Linked DNA regions of Homo sapiens: region 1 is linked to region 2. The links are chromatin loops, found by intact Hi-C in ENCODE. Cell type or tissue: psoas muscle. All regions are shown on one strand. Each heading gives the region's core, and the rest is flanking DNA. Links, peaks and the distances in the headings are about the cores only. Region 1 overlaps LNPEP (leucyl and cystinyl aminopeptidase). Region 2 overlaps CAST (calpastatin).

What was found. Peaks named below come from ENCODE experiments on the same cell type or tissue, not always from the same donor. Only the 100,000 strongest peaks of a DNase experiment are listed, where the experiment ranks them.
Region 1: a loop joins it to region 2, with 2.3 times the contacts of the local background. A loop is called at or near these places in 16 of 110 quality-filtered maps.

What each region holds. Positions count from the first base shown.
Region 1 is chr5:96,993,153-97,002,356 of GRCh38, forward strand. LNPEP (leucyl and cystinyl aminopeptidase) reads left to right here. Exons shown (of 18, transcript NM_005575.3): 6 at 665-819; 7 at 3,238-3,351; 8 at 4,862-4,993. Among named protein-coding and RNA genes, the nearest start is that of LNPEP, 62 kb to the left of the region's middle. In psoas muscle, for the core only: a CTCF peak has its summit at 4,307 (motif pointing right); no DNase peak of the experiment used is centred there.
Region 2 is chr5:96,748,548-96,757,751 of GRCh38, forward strand. CAST (calpastatin) reads left to right here. Exons shown (of 32, transcript NM_001750.7): 19 at 1-66; 20 at 2,040-2,135; 21 at 5,513-5,614; 22 at 6,111-6,194; 23 at 8,897-8,947; 24 at 9,036-9,107. Among named protein-coding and RNA genes, the nearest start is that of ERAP1, 55 kb to the right of the region's middle. In psoas muscle, for the core only: a CTCF peak has its summit at 4,085 (motif pointing right); no DNase peak of the experiment used is centred there; H3K27ac peaks cover 916 bases.

The DNA of each region.
Region 1 (9,204 bases), core at 771-8,770, 240 kb after region 2:
TGTCTGATTTTTGTTATAATTAGAACCTAGATTTATTTTGTGAATTTTTTTAGAAAGAGGTTCTGCCCAAGTTGTTTGCAGAGAAAACCAAAAACCATTATTAATGCTTTAAAAATTGTTTGTATTTGTTAAGATTATTTAGATTTCATGAATATATCTGAAGTTGGAGCTTAAAACACTTAAGTTTATAGGGCTGCTAAAAAGGTGCTGTATAAGTGGGAATTTGCTTATGGCTTAGTCTGCAATTTGACTAATTCTAACTTCCAAGAAATACCCTATTTAAATAATAAAAACTGAGTAACGGGAGCTCAGGAAAGCAAGAACATTTCAGTGCTGTTCAACATGGAGCTAGTCCTAGAGAGTAGAGTATTGGCCGTGAACTTTGTCCTTCTTGCTCTGGGAAGCTGATTGATTGTAAAGGAATTAGGCATCTCTTTCTTCACTAAGGGACAGTGGAACAGTGACTCTAAAAGGGTTTGAACAGGTCTTCCTCAGCTGACATGTGGGTAGAGAGCATACAGAGCTAGAATAAGGAAGATTCCATTTATTGTGAGTATAAAAAGAATTCATTGCTTTCACAGTGATAAACCATTGAATAAAATACTTTGAGTAGAAAATGCCTAAGATGAGGGAAAGTTGATCACTTATTTCCTGTTATGTCCAGATTTGGTGGCTATTCCTGACTTTGAAGCAGGAGCAATGGAAAATTGGGGTTTGCTCACCTTCCGAGAGGAGACACTTCTGTATGACAGTAACACTTCTTCAATGGCGGATAGAAAGCTGGTGACTAAAATCATTGCTCATGAGCTGGCCCACCAGGTATTAGCAACCAAGGCTGTTCTGTGTCACACCTGTGGTCTACTTCATGTCCTGGAGTTATTGTTAGCATTTAGATGCTAATAATTCTTTTTTTTTTTAAGCATTGCCTTCTTTTATAATAGAAAGATGCTTTTTAAACACAAACTTCATTTTCAAATGAAAATGCTATCAGATGTTTGACTTTACAGGTTAAAGCATTTTCACATCTGTCTTACTTCGCAACTTCTCTAAGGTGGGTATTAATCACATTTTACATATGTGAAAACTGAGACTCAGTTTAAATAAATGGCTTGCCATAAGTCATACAGCTAATAAGTGGCAGCACTGGGCCATGAAGAGCCACTATCTCTTCAAGATCTCTTTTTCCCCCTCAGTAATACACAGCTGCATCACCTATGACAAATGCCCATTGCCCAGTATAACTTTGTGGGGAAGAATCTCTTTCCCTAAGTTGCACCCTTCTGACAACTCAAACTGTAGCTGTCAGGGCTGGATTTTTTTTTTTTTTTCATCTCCTGCCGGAATGGGGTTCTCTGTTAATTTTGGAGAGGGGGTTTCTGAGAAAATGGCAAAGGGTACTGTTTGTATGACATGGAGAGAAAGAAAGAAAATTATATGGGTACATAACACCCCCATTCTTCCCTAACACCTTGTCTCTATTTTGCCCTAGATGAGGTGCTTAACTAGCATTGGGTATGGTTTGGGTGATGTCATGACAGTGGCAGGATATGAATAGGATGTATTCTGGTCAGCTTATTTTCTACATCAAACACCTTATATGAATCTAGCCTTTGTGAAGACTTCATGACAAGCTGGCATATGAGCACATTCTCATTTGCTTTAAAAATAGGGCATGGGCCAGATGCAGTGGCTCACGCCTGTAATCTCAGCACTTTGAGAGGCGGAGGCAGGCGTATCACAAGGTCAGGAGATCAAGACCATCCTGGCCAACATGGTGAAACCCCGTCTCTACTAAAAATACAAAAATTAGCTGGGCGTGGTGGTGCATGCCTGTAATCCTAGTTACTTGGGAGGCCGAGGCAAAAGAATCACTTGAACCCAGGAGGCAGATGTTGCAGTGAGCCGAGTTTGCACCAGTGCACTCCCGCCTGACAACAGAGTGAAACTCCATCTCAAAAAAAAATAGGTCATATAGATAAGATGTCTTTTGGGGGATCTCCTCTAGGTCTGTTATTTCTGAAGCCACCCATCACCATTTGGGAGTATTTCTCTGTTATTTCCTCTTTAGGACTTAGAAATCATCTTCCTCTGAAACAGGTTTTAAAATAATATCTTAGAAAAATGTTATTGTAATTCTCAAAGGTGTTTTGTTTTATGCAGTAACCTCGTCCTTTCGCTGCTGATTTGAGATAAGCCCAAGACCACACTGACCAAATTACATATTTTACAACTACTTTTCATTTCAAGGATTTTTTTAGATACATTTTTTAAGGAGAATCTCCTATTATTTTTTTCCTTTTTCTTTTCTTTTTACTACCTCATAGAAGAAAATATTTAAAGCTCTTTCTGACTTCATTTGTTTATATATGCCATCTTTTTTTTTTTGTTTTTAAAGAAACAAGATCTCACTCTGTCACCCAGGCTGGAATGCAGTGGCATGATCATAGCTCACTGCAATTTTGAACTCTTAGGCTCAACTGATCCTCCCGCCTCATCCTCCCGAGTAGCTAGGCCAACAGGCATACATCACCATGCCTGGCTTAATTTTTTTGTAGAGACAGAGTCTCTCTATGTTGCCCATGCTGGCTTGAACTCCTGGCCTTAAGCAATCCTCCTGCCTTGCCCTCCTAAAGCACTGGGATTACAGGTGTAAGCCACGATGCCCAGCCTGTATATGTCAACTTAGTCTTAAGGAATGTTGTTTGAATTCTGTTTTGAATCATGCATATACTGTCTTCAATTTGGGCAACTGAGGAGAAACAAAGTATAGGCTTTCTGATTACAGGAAAATCTCTCACATAGAGACTTTTTAGTTGTCATGGGTGGTTGTAGATACAATGGAAAATAATCTTACTAACTTGATATTAGAAGGTAGAAAAATGTCATTATCTTGGAAATCTCACTTTATGAGGTGGCCGAAAAAAGTTTTTATTTCCCTATATTCATGCTATATTGCATGTTTGTTACATTGATAAATATGCTAATAACCTTTCTTGCTTGTTTCCCATTCAGTTAAGGTAAAAGATTAAAAATTATATTTTATTTTTAAAGTAAATTTATACAACTTTTGTAAGTTCTAAATTAATTTGAATATAGTTTGTTTTAACTATAGTATCAGTATATCTTTAAGATATTGTAATCAGGTTATAGATAATTAATATGACACTTCAGCCAATTATTTAAAAAATTCCTGAGGCTGTAAATATCCTGTGGGTTAATTGTTTTCTCTCCCCCCAGTGGTTTGGCAATCTGGTAACAATGAAGTGGTGGAATGACCTATGGCTAAATGAAGGTTTTGCCACTTTCATGGAGTATTTCTCTTTGGAAAAAATATTCAAAGAGCTTTCTAGTGTAAGTACAGGGTTTCTTTGGCCTACTATGAATGCTAGGAGGAAAAATAGTCAAATCACATTTTCATGTATTTTCTGTGCATCTGGAGTAATGAAAATGTTTCTAGGAAGGTATGCCAAACTTGACTTTGGTTATTGATATCTATACCTTTTGAGATTTGACAATGAAAGGGATGCTATTATTTACTGATGTGTTTCATTCAAAACTGAAATTATATAAGATTATTTTATATTTTTGTCATTAAGATGAACATTTTAAATTGTTTTGCAACATTTTCTTTTAAACAGCTATAGTTCTTCTGCTTGCAGGAATTTAAAGTTGCAAAGTCTAATTAAAATTTTTTTATCCTGTGTAAAATTTAAACTTTTTTATCCTGTGTAAAAATTAGATAAAAAATTAAAACATTTTATAGCAATACTGTTTCTCTATTATCACTGTGTACATTCTTGTGATAGTGATATATAGCTTGGTACAAATAAATAATTTGCCCTTTTTAAGGTACAAACCACATTTTATGCCTTTTTCCAAAGACAAGGAATACCGTTTCAGTACAGAGAAGTATAATAGTGGTGTCACTATGGTATTAGACTCTTGGGAAATATTTCCAGTACTTAGGGATATTCAAACACACTAGGCCATGATATGACAGATATTGTCAAGATAATTCAAACAATAGGTGGGAAAGTGTAAAGATACCTTCCAACCCCCAAATTTTTTGACTTTCTATTAAACTTCCTGATGTTATAATCCAAGATGGCTTTTAAAACAGAAGTACTCTTAAGAGCTTTTGATTTGAAATTTTAGATAGGGCTTGTTGAAAAATTTCAAGTGGTAGGGGAAATTAATTGATGTTAATTAATATCAAGTGGTAGCTAGAATACTAAGAAAGATATTCTAAATCCATGTATACTACTTAATTAAGTAATGAGATACACAGTTTGACCACTTGGTGGTGCCCAGAATGTGTAAAAAGGTCTAATACATGTTCTAGGGGAGCTCATCTGCTGAGCTCTTAAAGAATTATTTCTGTTTAAGAGTTACATTTTATTTAAAACCGACCTCAGGTAAGGGAAATGTATATTTTCTTAGTAGAAATTCTAGACTATATATAAGAAATCAGCGTAAGGACCAGTTTTTGTTCTTTCTCTTTTTAAATTTCAAGTTTCATTTAAAAAAATATATGCTAACCTTTTTAGAATATTCATCTTGGATACTCAGAGTTGGCATTTGTTTACTTTGGTAATAGATTCTTAATTTTCCCATATGCTGTTGTTTAGGAAATGCTAATTTTAATGTGGCCAGGTTATAATTGTATCTTTAAATTTAAGGAATATTCATGAAGTTTACAATCTTCCTACATTTTTGAAAGCTTATATCCTGAAGTTTAGTGACACTGGTCATTTTTTCCTAATGATATTTCACACTAATTAGTCTAATTCACATAAATAATTTACTATACTTTTGCATTTGATACTACTTGTGATATTCTAATCTTTTCATTTTTTGACAGTATGAAGATTTCTTAGATGCTCGATTTAAAACCATGAAGAAAGATTCCTTAAATTCATCTCATCCAATATCATCATCTGTTCAGTCTTCAGAACAAATTGAAGAAATGTTTGATTCTCTTTCCTATTTTAAGGTATTGCTGTGAACAAAAAGGTAGCTGGAGTGGGTTTAAAATTTCGTATAATTTCGTATGTGAGCAAGCTGTGTGATTTAGATTATTTTAAAGATTAAATGTTTTTCAGGTATTAATGGTAAACTATAAAATGTTTGCTTCTGTATAAATCTTGGTCATAACTTTTTTGTGGGTTTTTTTCTTTCTCTGACTCTAACTTAAGTTGTATGACTAGTATTCCAGACAATTAACCAGATCTTATAGCGATGCATCTTTTAAAGTCAGTTTACTCTCCAGATCTACAGGTAGAATATGTTCAGAGAAGGTCCTAAGTAAGCTCTTGGCTGTGTTACTCAGAATTGAGGTATGCTGTCAGGTCAGGACTGCCAAAACAAGTAAGCAAAAAGAGATTTTAAGAATTGAAGATTCGATTTTAGAATCTGAAACACACGCCCTGGGTTTCAAGGTAAAGAAAAAGCAGAATGTTAAACCCCATTCGGATCACCATAGGTCGGAGAATAGAAGAATAGTGATAACGGTGTCATTCACATTTATGTTGTGGGGAGGGATGAATGTTATGGCTGTCAGACAAGATAGAGAAGAAAATACACAAAATGTGTGAGATACAGTCTATGTCATCAAGTAGCTGAAAGTTCAGATGGTTGGTACTTGTGGAGCAATAAGAGAGGTAATATGTGCTGAGTGGGACAGAATTTTTGCCTAGGATAAGGAAGAGAAACTTTTGGGAGGTAAATGGGAATTGAGTTGGCTTAAATAATTAAAATATAGGTAAAGAGGAATGTGAAGTATAGGGTAGGGCAGGAATGGAACAATGAGGTCTGCAAAGAAAATGAAGTACTAATGGGCAAGTGATGTTTTTTCAGAGAGTCAGTGTTTGACCACAGTGGAAGCCACACGTGAAGAGGGAAAAGAAGAGAAAGTTGAGTGGGGCCCAGTTGTAGAAGGCTCTGGATACCATAAGGAATTATTTTTTTCCTATGCAACAGGAAGCTTGAAAAGACTTTTGAACAGAGGAATGACTTGATTAAAGTTACTATTTAGGAAAAGTATTTTGGTTTCAGTTTATAAAGTAGATTTAAGTGGGGAGAAACGTAAAGTCAGGAAATTGCTGCTAAAGTCCAGGCATGAAATGGTAAAAGTTTGAAATGAGGAGTGCTAGTAAGGGTGGAAAGAAAACAATGGGTATAAAAAATACTGGGCAGGGAAAGTACTTAAAGTATTAGTGACAGGGTAAGGCCAGTAAAGAAAGAGGCAGAAATGTTTTTCAGGTTCAAACCTGACTGACAAGAAGAATTATTGTACAGGTACTATTAACAAACAAGAAAATCAGGAGTTCAGTTAGCTATATTAAATCTATTCCAATTAGAGCTACTGGTGTGATTTTTGAAGACCATAGTGGACCTGTCAATAAAGAAAATTTAAAACTTGAGGTTCTGTTATTATACCAAACTTAGAGCAGTTATTTCAGGATTTGAAAACCTGCTTAAAATGCTCTAAGTTCATTATATAATAACAGAACAGAGTCATAACAGAGTTCTGTCTGCCACTGACCCAAACCCTCTAAACCCAGAATTCAGTGTCTTCTGAATATGTAGTTTCCATATCATTGTCAACCCCTGTCAACATGGTAACTACTTGTTTCAGAATTGGGAATTTGGCAAAAATATTCTGTGTAATTAAGAGAAGTGGGATACTAGATAACTTATCAGTATTGTGTGCAAGAAGGTAAGCACCAGCAGGGAAATACGTTTAGCAGACATATTCTGTTTGGTCTTTATAATCATCAAGCCTAATTCTGATGCAGGTTGCCTTGCAAGAATTCATTCATTTAGCAAATCTTACAAATACTAACCATATACCAGCCATTGTTCTAGGTGCTGGGGTTATATCAGGGGACAAGGTGGACTTTGTCTCTTTTGTGAAGTTTCCATTTCAGGGGTCAAAGGTAGAGACTGACTGTATACAAATGAATGAATAAGTAGGTATTGTGTTAAGTAATAAGTGCTAATATGAAAATAAAGCATGATAAGGGAAATGAGAATGACAAAGGAAATGGTGTTTATAATATAATGTGGTTGAGAAGCCCTCCTGTATGGTGACATTTGAACACCATCTAAGGCATGAGGAATGTGGTTTTCTTGGGGAAGAATATTCCAGGTAGAAGAAATAACCAATGTATAGTGCTTGTGTGCAGAAAAGAATTAATATAGGAGGCCTGAGACTGCTATTCTTTGAAAGACCTGCTTGCAAGGTTGGCCCTTGGGTGGCATGTGGGAACTTGGGTTTTGGGAAATTTCCCACTATTGCATAAGAGTGGCTCACTGTGCCTAAACAATGTAGTTTATGCTGAAAATGTGATTTCCTTCTGGGTGTCTGGAGTTTTGGTATGTGCTAGGCAGAAGGTACCTTCGTGACTAGCCCACAGTAAACAGCCTGGGTGCTGAATCTCTGATGATCATCCGTGGTAGATGGCATTTCACACATGCTGTCACAACTTTCTGGAGGAATTAAGTGCATCCTGCATGATTCACTGGGAGAGGACTTGGAAGTTTGTGCCTGGTTTCCTCTGGACTTTGTCCCATGCATCTTTTTTCTTAGCTGATTTTACTTCATATCTTTTCACCGTAATAAATCATAGCAGTGAGTATGACTATATGCTGAGTTCTGTGAATCCTTCTAGTGCATCATCAAACCTGGAACTGGTCTTGGGGACCCCCACATGAGATATGAGATTGAGAGAGATACGAGATTGAGATAAAAGGTTGCTTTGCATGTTCAAGCACCAGCAAGGATCCAGTGTTATCTGAAGTAGAGTAAGCAGAGGAGAAAGTAGTAGATGAAGTTAGAGGGACTGTAAGAGGCCAGATTATTATAGGGTCTGCTAAGCCATAGTAAGGACCTTGATTTTATTCTAAGTGAAACGAAAAGCAATTTGATCAGGAAAGTACCGTGATATGGCTTATTTTGTAAAAGATCACTCTAGTCTTCAACAGTACATGGAGTAAAGAGGACTAGTTAGGAAGTTATTGTAATAGATGGGTGGCGAGATAATGGTAGCCTGGACAAGGGTGGAAGTTGTGAAGGTGATGGAGGTACAACTGGACTTGGAGTGTGTTTTAAAGATTGATCCAGTAGAATTTGTTCATGGATTAGATATGAAATACGAGAGAGGGGTCAGGGTAACTTTAAGATTTTTACCTGAACAACTGGAAAAATGGAGTTGCCATTTGCTGAAATGGAGAAGACTGCTTTAGAAGTAGGTTTAGGGAAAGAAGGGGGAAGAAACTTCCATTTCTAAGTGACTATGAGATATGGATTAGATATCCAAATGGAGATACCACACAGGCAGTTGGATATGGGTCTGAAATTCAAGGGGGAAGAAGTCTGATTAGATATATAAATCAGGGGATCATTTGGAAACCTTGGAGTTGGGAGATCAACTAGGAAGGAAATTTAGATAGAGAAAAGGGGTCCAAAGATCAGATGCAAGGACACACTTTCTTCATTGGAAGATGAGGAGGATTCAGTAGACGAGACCGAGAAGGATGGCCAGTGAATAGGGAGAGAATCAAGAGTAGTGTCTTGCAGCTCTCAAGGAGGAGCAGGTGATCAGTTATATCAAATGCTATCAATAGGTTGATAAGATGAGCCTGAGAATTCACATTTGTATGGCACCAGGAAGTTTACCAGTGACCTTGATAAAAATACTTCCGGCCGGGCATGGTAGCTCACGCCTGTAATCCCAGCACTTTGGGAGGCCAAGGTGGGTGGATCACCTGAGGTCAGCAGTTCAAGAACAGTCTGTCCAACATGGTGAAACCCCGTCTCTACTAAAAATACAAAAATTAGCTGGGCGTGGTGGTGGTGCCTGTAATCCCAGCTACTCAGGAGGCTGAAGCAGGAGAATCGCTTGAACCCAGGAGGCGGAGGTTGTAGTGAGTGGAGGTCGCACCACTGCACTCCAGCCTGGGTGACAAGAGTGAGACTTCATCTCAAAATAAATAAATAAATAAATAAATACTTACAGTAGAGTGATGATTAGAAGATGGCTCAAGAGAAAATGGAAAGAGAGCAAATGGAGATGGCAAATTGAGGACAACTCTTTTGAGGAGTTTTACTACAATGGGGGAACAAAAAAACAGCACGGTAACGAGTTGGTAACGAGGAGGGTGAAGTTAGGGAAAGGTAGAGAGTCTTTTATTTGTTTAAAA
Region 2 (9,204 bases), core at 644-8,643:
CTTTCAGAAGATTTTGACCGGTCTGAATGTAAAGAGAAACCATCTAAGCCAACTGAAAAGACAGAAGTATGTTTCTAAACATATAAATCTCTAGTTTTGAGGTTTGTGATCTTAAAAAAAAATTGTGAGACAGACTGTTTTAGCATCAAGCAGTCTGTTAGAAAGCCCAATATGCCATCGTTTTTTCCATGTCATTTTTGTCTTCCTTTTTGGATGTGCTTTCTGCCCCAACCTAACCCTGATATTCTTGCAATTGAAGTCCTGCAATGACTCCTTCGGAAAGCTCTGGAACCCATGCCTTCCTTCTTATCCCAGCTTCTGTAACTGACCTGATTGGAACTGTCACCACCCCTCCCCTCTGGGTTGCAGTGGCCTTTCTGCAGTCTCCTTCATGTCCGCCGGACTCATTCTTTCTCAAGCATGTCTGTAGTTATGTCATTCCTCTGCTTCTATCCCCAGGAGTTTCCCATCCCTACAAAAAAAAGTTCCTATTACCATATTCTTGACCCAGTTTTCTTTCCTACCAAACTGTGTCCCTGTGTCAGTAAACAGAACAATAAGTATGTGTGCATCCCTGGCTTTTCTCACTTGGTTCCTCTGTCTTGATTGACCTTTCTTTCTAATGCTAGATCAACTAAAGTCTTACTCATCTTTTCAAGGCTCTGCTGAAATATGGCTTTATCTGCTGCTTTTCCCTCCCTAAGCTATATCCATCCAACCTTTATTAAGCAGAACACAACATGGCAGAGGATCTGTAGTTCTTTTTTTATATATCACTATTAAAGCCTTTGTTACAAAGAAGAGTTTAGCTGTTTTAGTCCCTCTTTAACTCTAACATTTATGCCAAGTTTAAATGGGTAGTAAGTTCCTTGAACGAAGAGATCATATCCTATTAATGACCATCTGCTGAGCACCTTGCATATAGGATAGGCTTCCATAAAAGTCTAGATTTAAAACAATTTGTTTAAAGGTTTGCTTCTGTTCTTTTTGTTTGTTTGTTTTGTTTTGTTTTTTCTTGAGATAGGGTCTCACTCTCTCTCCCAGCTGGGAGTGTAGTGGCACAGTCTTGGCTCACTCCAGCCTCAATCTTCCAGGCCCAAGCAATTCTCTCGCCTCAGCCTCCTGAGTAGCTGAGACTACAGGTGCATGCCACCATGCCTGGCTAATTTTTGTATTTTCTGCAGAGCTGGGGTTTGGCCATGTTGCCCAGGCTGATTCAAACTCCTGGACTCCAGTGATCCACCCTCCTTGGCCTCCCAAAGTGCTGGGATCACAGGCATGAGCCACCACACCCAGCCTTGAAACTTTATTCTTGTGATAAAATAAGATGGGACAGTGGTTCTCAAACTTTAGCATGCATCAGGATCATCTGGAGAGTTTTTTTTTAAACACAGGCTGCTAGACTCTACCCCCAAAGTTTCTTAGTACATGGGGCAGGGGTCTAAGAATCCGCATTTCTAGGTTCCCTTATGGTGCTGAGGCTGTTAGTTCAGGGATTACACTTCCAAAACTTGTGGCTTATTACTACTACCTTCCATTCCTACATAGCTGTATATAAAGTGCTCTTAGGTTTATATAAATACAATATTTTACATAATGCTATATTACATAATAGGCATATTTGTTATACATAATGACAAATAAATAATAGAAATAATAGCAATAATTGCTCAAATGTATTGAGCTAACTGTGTTCCCAGGTACTATGCATAGCACTTTGCCTGCATTGTCTTATATAGGCCTCTTACCAACCCTTCAGATGTGGATACTGTCATTGTTCTCATTTTACACATGTGGAAACTCAGTTTCACGAGTTTCAGTAACCTGCCTAAGGTGAGAAGTAAAACCAAGTTGAAAAAAATGGCAGCTGAAGAGTTTTAGCATGCTTTGACTTATTTACTATTTAGCAATCCTTAGGTATTCAAGAGAATCATGTTCACACCATATAATGTAGCGGAGTGTCTTGTTGGTCTACCATTACTCAGTCTTATTAACCAAATATTTCTAAACTTATTGAGAGTACTTGTGTCTTTCCTCAGGAATCTAAGGCCGCTGCTCCAGCTCCTGTGTCGGAGGCTGTGTGTCGGACCTCCATGTGTAGTATACAGTCAGCACCCCCTGAGCCGGCTACCTTGGTGAGTGACTCCCTGGGCATTTGAGCAGTGGCTTGAGAAAGTTTTCTGCCTCCTCCTGTCACTCTCTGCTGTGTATTACCATCATTTTATCTTATCCTGACAAATTAAAAATAAAATCTGATATCATTATAGTATCTGTTGTTTCTTTGGGCTTCAGGGGTGTCGTAGAAATTCAGACTAAGATTTAAATTTTTAATTAAATTACTCCCAACTGTATTTTTCTCTACTCTTCTGAAATTCTAGTTCCTCAGCTATTGTGGATAATCCTGCCTTTTCACTTCTCTGCATCTTTTAAGCCTATATGGATTTCCACCGAAAGCCCAAAGTTACTTTTTTACTGACTTTCCTGGTAGAATAACATGCAGTAAAATCATTATGATTCCTCCCCACTCTTCCCACTGCAGGAGGTGAAACTGACTCAATTTCTTTCTCTTTCCTTCTTCTTTTCGTGCTTCTCTCTCACTTTCTAATTTTCACATGAAGTATGATATTTAAGAAGGTGAATCTTTGTTTCCTTTTGATTTTAGTGTTTTTTTTCCATTAGTTAATGATTGAATTTGACTCAGGGAATAACATCTGATGGAATTATATTTCAATTGTATTTCATTACTACAGAATTAGCACATCTTCCCTCTGAACACCTACCTTTCATCATCTGCTGTGCCATTGCTCTAGATGTTTTGCAATGTCTTCTCATTAAATTTTCACAAGGACACTATGAAGTCTGTCCTGATCATCTTCCTGTAATAGATAAGGGAAATGAGGCTTTGAGTTGACCTTGATCCACTTGATATTTCAGAGCCTCAGTTGAGATGAAAGATATGGCCCCTGCTCTCAGCTGTCTTCAAGACTAGTGTGGATATGAGCCCTCCCCAGTTTTTTGGGGTTTCAGGGTACTCTTCAGGTACTTTTTACAGCATGTGTGCTAGGCCACAGTGGTAAAGAACCGGAGAGGAGGAGGGACTCTAGGAGGACTCTGGTGAAGAAAGCAGGCAAAGAGGCTGTGATTGGAGTCAAAACAACAATAGCCAGCATTCCCCAGTAGAACTCTTGTAACCAAAACCTGCACCTGCACCACCTGCCTCATCTGCCAAGTGTGACTGCCCGGGCTTTAGAGGGCTCAATTCCTTTTCAACTTTACCCTGACTGTAGAGCTGAGCATTGGATTGTTAGAAAGCAGACAAACCAGAACAAAACAAAAAGCTCTTGTTTTCCCTTTCCCCGTCCTCCTTTCCAGGGCCTTAACCCCACCAACTCTGGCCATGGTTGCCCAGGTTACTGTCACTGAGGCAGTTGGCATTTCTGGGATTGTGACACCCTCGAACGCCAGAAAGAATAGCTGTAGAGTGTAATAAAGGTCAGAGGACTCAAGAAAGGCATGAAGATTAGAGAGTAAAGGAAGACAGACCAGAGGAAGGAGATGAATGCGTTCCCTAGGTGGTTCTTGTGTGTATAAAAGAAAATTTATTAAGGAAACCCAGAGACCTGAGTTGTAGTTGTGAATTTGATAATATCAAATACTACAGAAATAGAAGTTTTAGTCCTTACTCCTGTTTCCAGATTCCTTTGTTCTTAAGTCTGCTTCTTCTCCTAGGTTTTCTTTAACTGTTTCAGTAATTTCTTAAGCAAGAGGTTGGCAAAGGGCACAGGTTTGGGGAAGCAGTGGTTTCCAAAGATTCTGTAGCATAGAGTATGAGAAAACAGAATTGTAGTGTGAGCAGGTGTCTTAAATCATGTAGCAACTCACATTGCTTGCATAAGACTTGGGTACCAGTGCAACTCTTGATATCCTTGATTAGAGTGTTGCAACTCTTAATACTTAATACTTAATTTAGGTATAATCCCAAACAGGTTAGAAACCTCAGGGATAACCTCAGGGATTTTTTTTTTTTTTTTTTTTTTTTTTTTTTTTGGTAGCTCTTGGGAATAAAACCCATGCAGTATTCAGCCACTAGGTGGTGCTAAATCACTTTTCTTTGGTGATCTTTCCTTTTGCAGTGCAGTTTATCAGAAAAACAGCTTTTCTTACTTGAAATCATGGCTAAAATATAAAACAGAAATACAGTTTTACTCTAAAATTTTAATAGGTGCTCATTGTGAGGTCAGAGATTTTAATAATAAGATTAAACTCTGAGATTGTTTGACCCAAGGCCTTTTACATTTTTGTTTGACCAAGACCAACAGTGGGAAATTCATTGATATTGCAACCCCATCCCCATACACTGGAAGCAACAGTTTAAAGAATAGTATTTATCCCTTCTATGTATGATGCATTTTATACACACACACACACACACACACACACACACTCTTACATTTTTTTTTTTTTGAGGCAGAGTCTCGTTCTGTCATCCAGGTTGGACTGCAATGGCATGATCTCGGCTCACTGCAACCTCAACCTCCTGAGGTCAAGCAATCCTCCCACCTCAGCCTCTTGAGGAGATGGGACTACAGGCATGCACCATCATGCCTGGCTAATTTTTAAAAACTTTTTGTAAAGATGGGATCTCACTGTGTTGCCCCGGCTGGTCTCAAACTCCTGAGCTCAAACAATCTTCCTGCCTTGGCCTCCCAAAATGCTGTGATGGATTACAGGTGTGAGCCACTGTGCCTGGTCCTGTTCTCTTCATTAAAAAAGAAAAGTCCTGGCCATGAACCATTAAGTTGATTCTTATGACCTACTAATGTACAGACGATTCCCTTTATTTTCCCTTGACACCATTCGTCCTCTGTGTTCACCAGTGTGATTTTAAATACCAGCATGGCCAGAGTTCATTACATTTGGGGGAGTACATTTCATTTTGAACAATCGGACCACAGGTAGACAGTTCTCACTGTGCCATTCAGGTTAGTTGGTCACAGGCAGAGTCATCAGAACCAGCCCTGAAACTCCTTTGGTCAGTAGAAGCCCTGTGGAGAAAACAGGCTTCCGAGCCTCCTCTTCTGAGACAAGCCAGGCTGTCCCACAGGAAATGGAGAGGAATGGCCTCTTGTGGGCTCTCTGAAAATCTTTCCTGTGCCGTCTATGGAATGATCTCCATAAAGACCACGTCTTTCTTTTTTCCTGGTATGCAACTTATCTGTGATACACCTCAGTCCATTGTCTTTCTTATTTCTAAACCAACTCTGGGTCAGGTCTCGTAAGTTTCACATTATCAACATATAATTTGCACACAATGTTTAATATAAGAAATTTGCTCGAATGTTAAACGTTTTGTTTTTTAAACATAGATTCTAATTCAGTTGATAACTCGAGTTATTAAAAGATAGCGTGTGCCTTTTATCTGAAATAATGATATGCCTTTCTGAATTGATAGCATATGTTTTAAAGGGAGTGATTAACCACCTACTTAATATATCCACTAATGCACTTTCAGAAGGGCACAGTGCCAGATGATGCTGTAGAAGCCTTGGCTGATAGCCTGGGGAAAAAGGAAGCAGATCCAGAAGATGGAAAACCTGTGATGGATAAAGTCAAGGTAATGGCAACTGAGATGCTTCTGGAAAATAAATATCATTGATCACCTTCTCCCCCTGCAAATAAGTTAGTCATTTGTTTTGTTTTTTATATTTCCTGTAAAACATGACCAGCTGGCTTTTTCTATTATTGTGCATATCCTGTTTAATAAGCTAAACCTGAATAAGCTGCAGTGTTGAACCCCCACAGTGGATGGTCGACATGCACAGACCGGAGGCCTCTGAGTCTCATCTTTGCCCACCTGCATTGACATTGCTGGGACTTGGGAAGGAAGGGGCAGCTGCCTGCTGCTCCTCACAGCTGTCTTGCATCCCAGCAGGCTTTCTGCTGGTGCCTGAGTCTGCCAGATGAAGTTGCTGTAGGAGCACTAAGCATACGGTCATATGTACTTCCTAACCTAATGATAGATTTGTTTACCTCAAATCTAGTCACTCAGGCATGAATTTTATGGAGAGAAAAAAACATGCTAACAATGAAAATGGTATAATTTTTCTCAGGAGAAGGCCAAAGAAGAAGACCGTGAAAAGCTTGGTGAAAAAGAAGAAACAATTCCTCCTGATTATAGATTAGAAGAGGTCAAGGTAAACAGGCTGGAGTCTTTTTCTATTTTATTTTAATTCATACTGAATTCATACACAGAACAAAGGTACTTGGGAACAGAACTGGAATATAAAGATCTTGTTTCTTCATATTTCAAACACCAAATAGTATTAGTCTACTACTAATAGTGTTAGAACACCAGATACAAAGCTAAAATATTCCTAAGTAGACTTGATCCTCAAGTGAAAGAAATCTAATGTCTAAGCTACCTAATGTTTTCCTTTCTAACCCACAGCTTGTTACAATACCAGAAATATTAAAAAACCTTGTGTAGATAGGAGAACTAAAATGAGGAATAGGCCGGGCATGGTGGCTCATGCCTATAATCCCAGAAGTTTAGAAGGCCAAGGCAGGAGCATCTCTTGAGCCCAGGAGTTCAAGACTAGCCTGGGCAACATAATGAGACCCTGTCTCTACAAAAAAATCAAAAAAATTAGGCATGGTGGCATGTGCCTGTAGTCCCAGGTACTTGCGAGGCTGAAGTGGGAGGATCACTTGAGCCCAGGAGGTAGAGGCTGCAGTGAGCCATGATCGTACCACTGCACTCCAGCCAGGGTGACAGAGCGAGACCCTAACTCAAAAAGAAGTAAAAAATGAAAAAAAATAAAATAAGGAACAATTACTTTATATAAGAAAAATTTGCAACTTTCAGATATAAGTTGGAAAAATAAGAGAACCTATTTAACATTGAGTATAGTGTTAAGTTGCCCCATTTCTTCTATTTTGAAAGTACAGATTGTACACAACAAGGGGGAAGACCCCATTATGAGTCCTGTGGTTTAAGTGCAGTCACTTAAATGAGGCGGATTCGTGGACAGTTGAACAATGTCAGTCATCTTTGTAGCAGGCCAGGATTTGAAAGAGTATTCAACTAAACTTCATTAACAATTCTAGAAAATCAAATTCATGCTTCTCACTCATCCATGTGCACTAGCCCATTTATTTAGCAGACACGGGAACTAGACTGAACTATCCGTGATTGAAAGTTTATTATTCTGGAAACCTTTATATTTGCTTCCTGAGTTTTACAATTCAGTTGCAGCCATAGCGTTTCTATTAATTTGGGCTCATTTGTACATTGCTTTGCAAAGTTCCTAGAGAGCATGCTAAGGGCCACATGTTCTGTCTCCACTGAGTGCCCATTCAGTAGAGGCTGGTCAAGTGCAGGTAAACTCTCTTCATGATAGGTGATTGGTTGGTGATTTGCTCTCTCCCTTTACTGAATTTAGTAGTAGTGTTTAAGGAAGCAGTTGATTCACAGTCCCTGATCACTTTATTCTGTAGTCATTTCATCCTCCTCTGACTTACCTCACACGTTATTAGTTACCTATTAATAACATTTTCAGGCACTAGCTTCATCTCATTTAAATCCTATGTTGGTATTCACCAGCTATGTTCCCATCAGGTCTCCTCAGTGAGATTTGGCTCCCCGAGGGCAGGCCACAACCTCCCCTTCCAGACGCAGAATGACGCAGTGATGGAAAATCGATTTCAGTTTGAGTAGGGAGCAAAAGTGCTCCCAGAGTCCCAGGCATCACTTAGGAAATTTTCTGCCTTTACAGCTAAGAGATGGTGGAGAACAAGCCCAGGTTCAGCTTTCCCCTGTACCTGAAGAATGGTCAGAAGGCAAAAGTCAGTCATGAGGGAAACAGGTGATCCAAGTTGAATATCCCTCATCTGACATGCCTGGGGACCAGAACTGTTTCAGATTTCAGACTTTTCTGGATTTTGGAATATTTGCCTCGTATCTGTTGAGCAGCCCTAGTCTGAAAATCCAAAATGCCCCCGTGAGCATTTCCTTTGAGTTGTCAGGTCAGCACTCAAAAAGTTTCAAATTTTGGAGCATTTAAATTGTTTTCAGATTTTCAGATTAGGGATACTCAACTTGTACCTCTAAACCATTGCACTTCACATTTTCAATGAAACAAAAACCAACCTTAACCAGTTTCTCAGGTGAAATATTCATATATATGTATATCTTTGTATTTACTTATTTTTGTGTAGGTGGATAAATGGGATTTACTATTAGTATATAGATCTCCTTTTACTAAAGAGCCCCGCATGCTTTCTTCATTTTGTCGTGTTACTCAAATGTGGCACTTGGAGTCATAAACAGCTTGACCTAATCTGAACCATAAGTTGCAGAGCGTTTCACTGACAGGTTAAACTCCCTGAGGGCAAGGCCTTTGTGCGATTTTCTGTTGTATTGCCAATGCTTACTTAGGTCAGGGCTTGGCATGTAGTCCTTGCATATGAGTTAGATGTGTGGCTTACAAGGTTAACCAGCATTTTCCAGACAACCTCTACAAAGCCCACCCCCATGTAGGTAAAGGGCTTATCCCACACTGTCCTGCAAACCCCAGTCACAGCACCACATACCACACTATGCTGACTTTCACGTTTTCCTGCTGTGATAGTCTCTAGGCTTCTGAGGTCACAAGCCATACCTCATCCAGTGTGCAGCCCCCGTGACTCAGGAATGCCTGGTGCTTGTGAGCTGTTTGTTGCCATGAACTAATTAGAGCATATTCTCTGGTGAGAGAATCCTTCGTGACATGATGGATCTAATTTAAAATGTACAACAGCAAGTATAACCTGTAGACCCTTTGTAATGTTTACAAGGTTTCATACTTTGGATAAAATGTAAAATGATTTCATGCCATGTGTTTTCCCCCCCGGATAGGATAAAGATGGAAAGCCACTCCTGCCAAAAGAGTCTAAGGAACAGCTTCCAGTAAGCAAACCAGTTTTCTCTGAGGATATCTTTTCCTTTTGGCCCTGATTGCAATGGTGTTTGTTGATACATTTCCTGGTTCTTGCAGCCCATGAGTGAAGACTTCCTTCTGGATGCTTTGTCTGAGGACTTCTCTGGTCCACAAAATGCTTCATCTCTTGTAAGTCCAAAACTCTTGGTTTTATTTCTTTAGTTTTTTTTTTTTTTTTCCTTTGAGATGGAGTCTTGCTCTGTCATCCAGGCGGGAGTACAGTGGT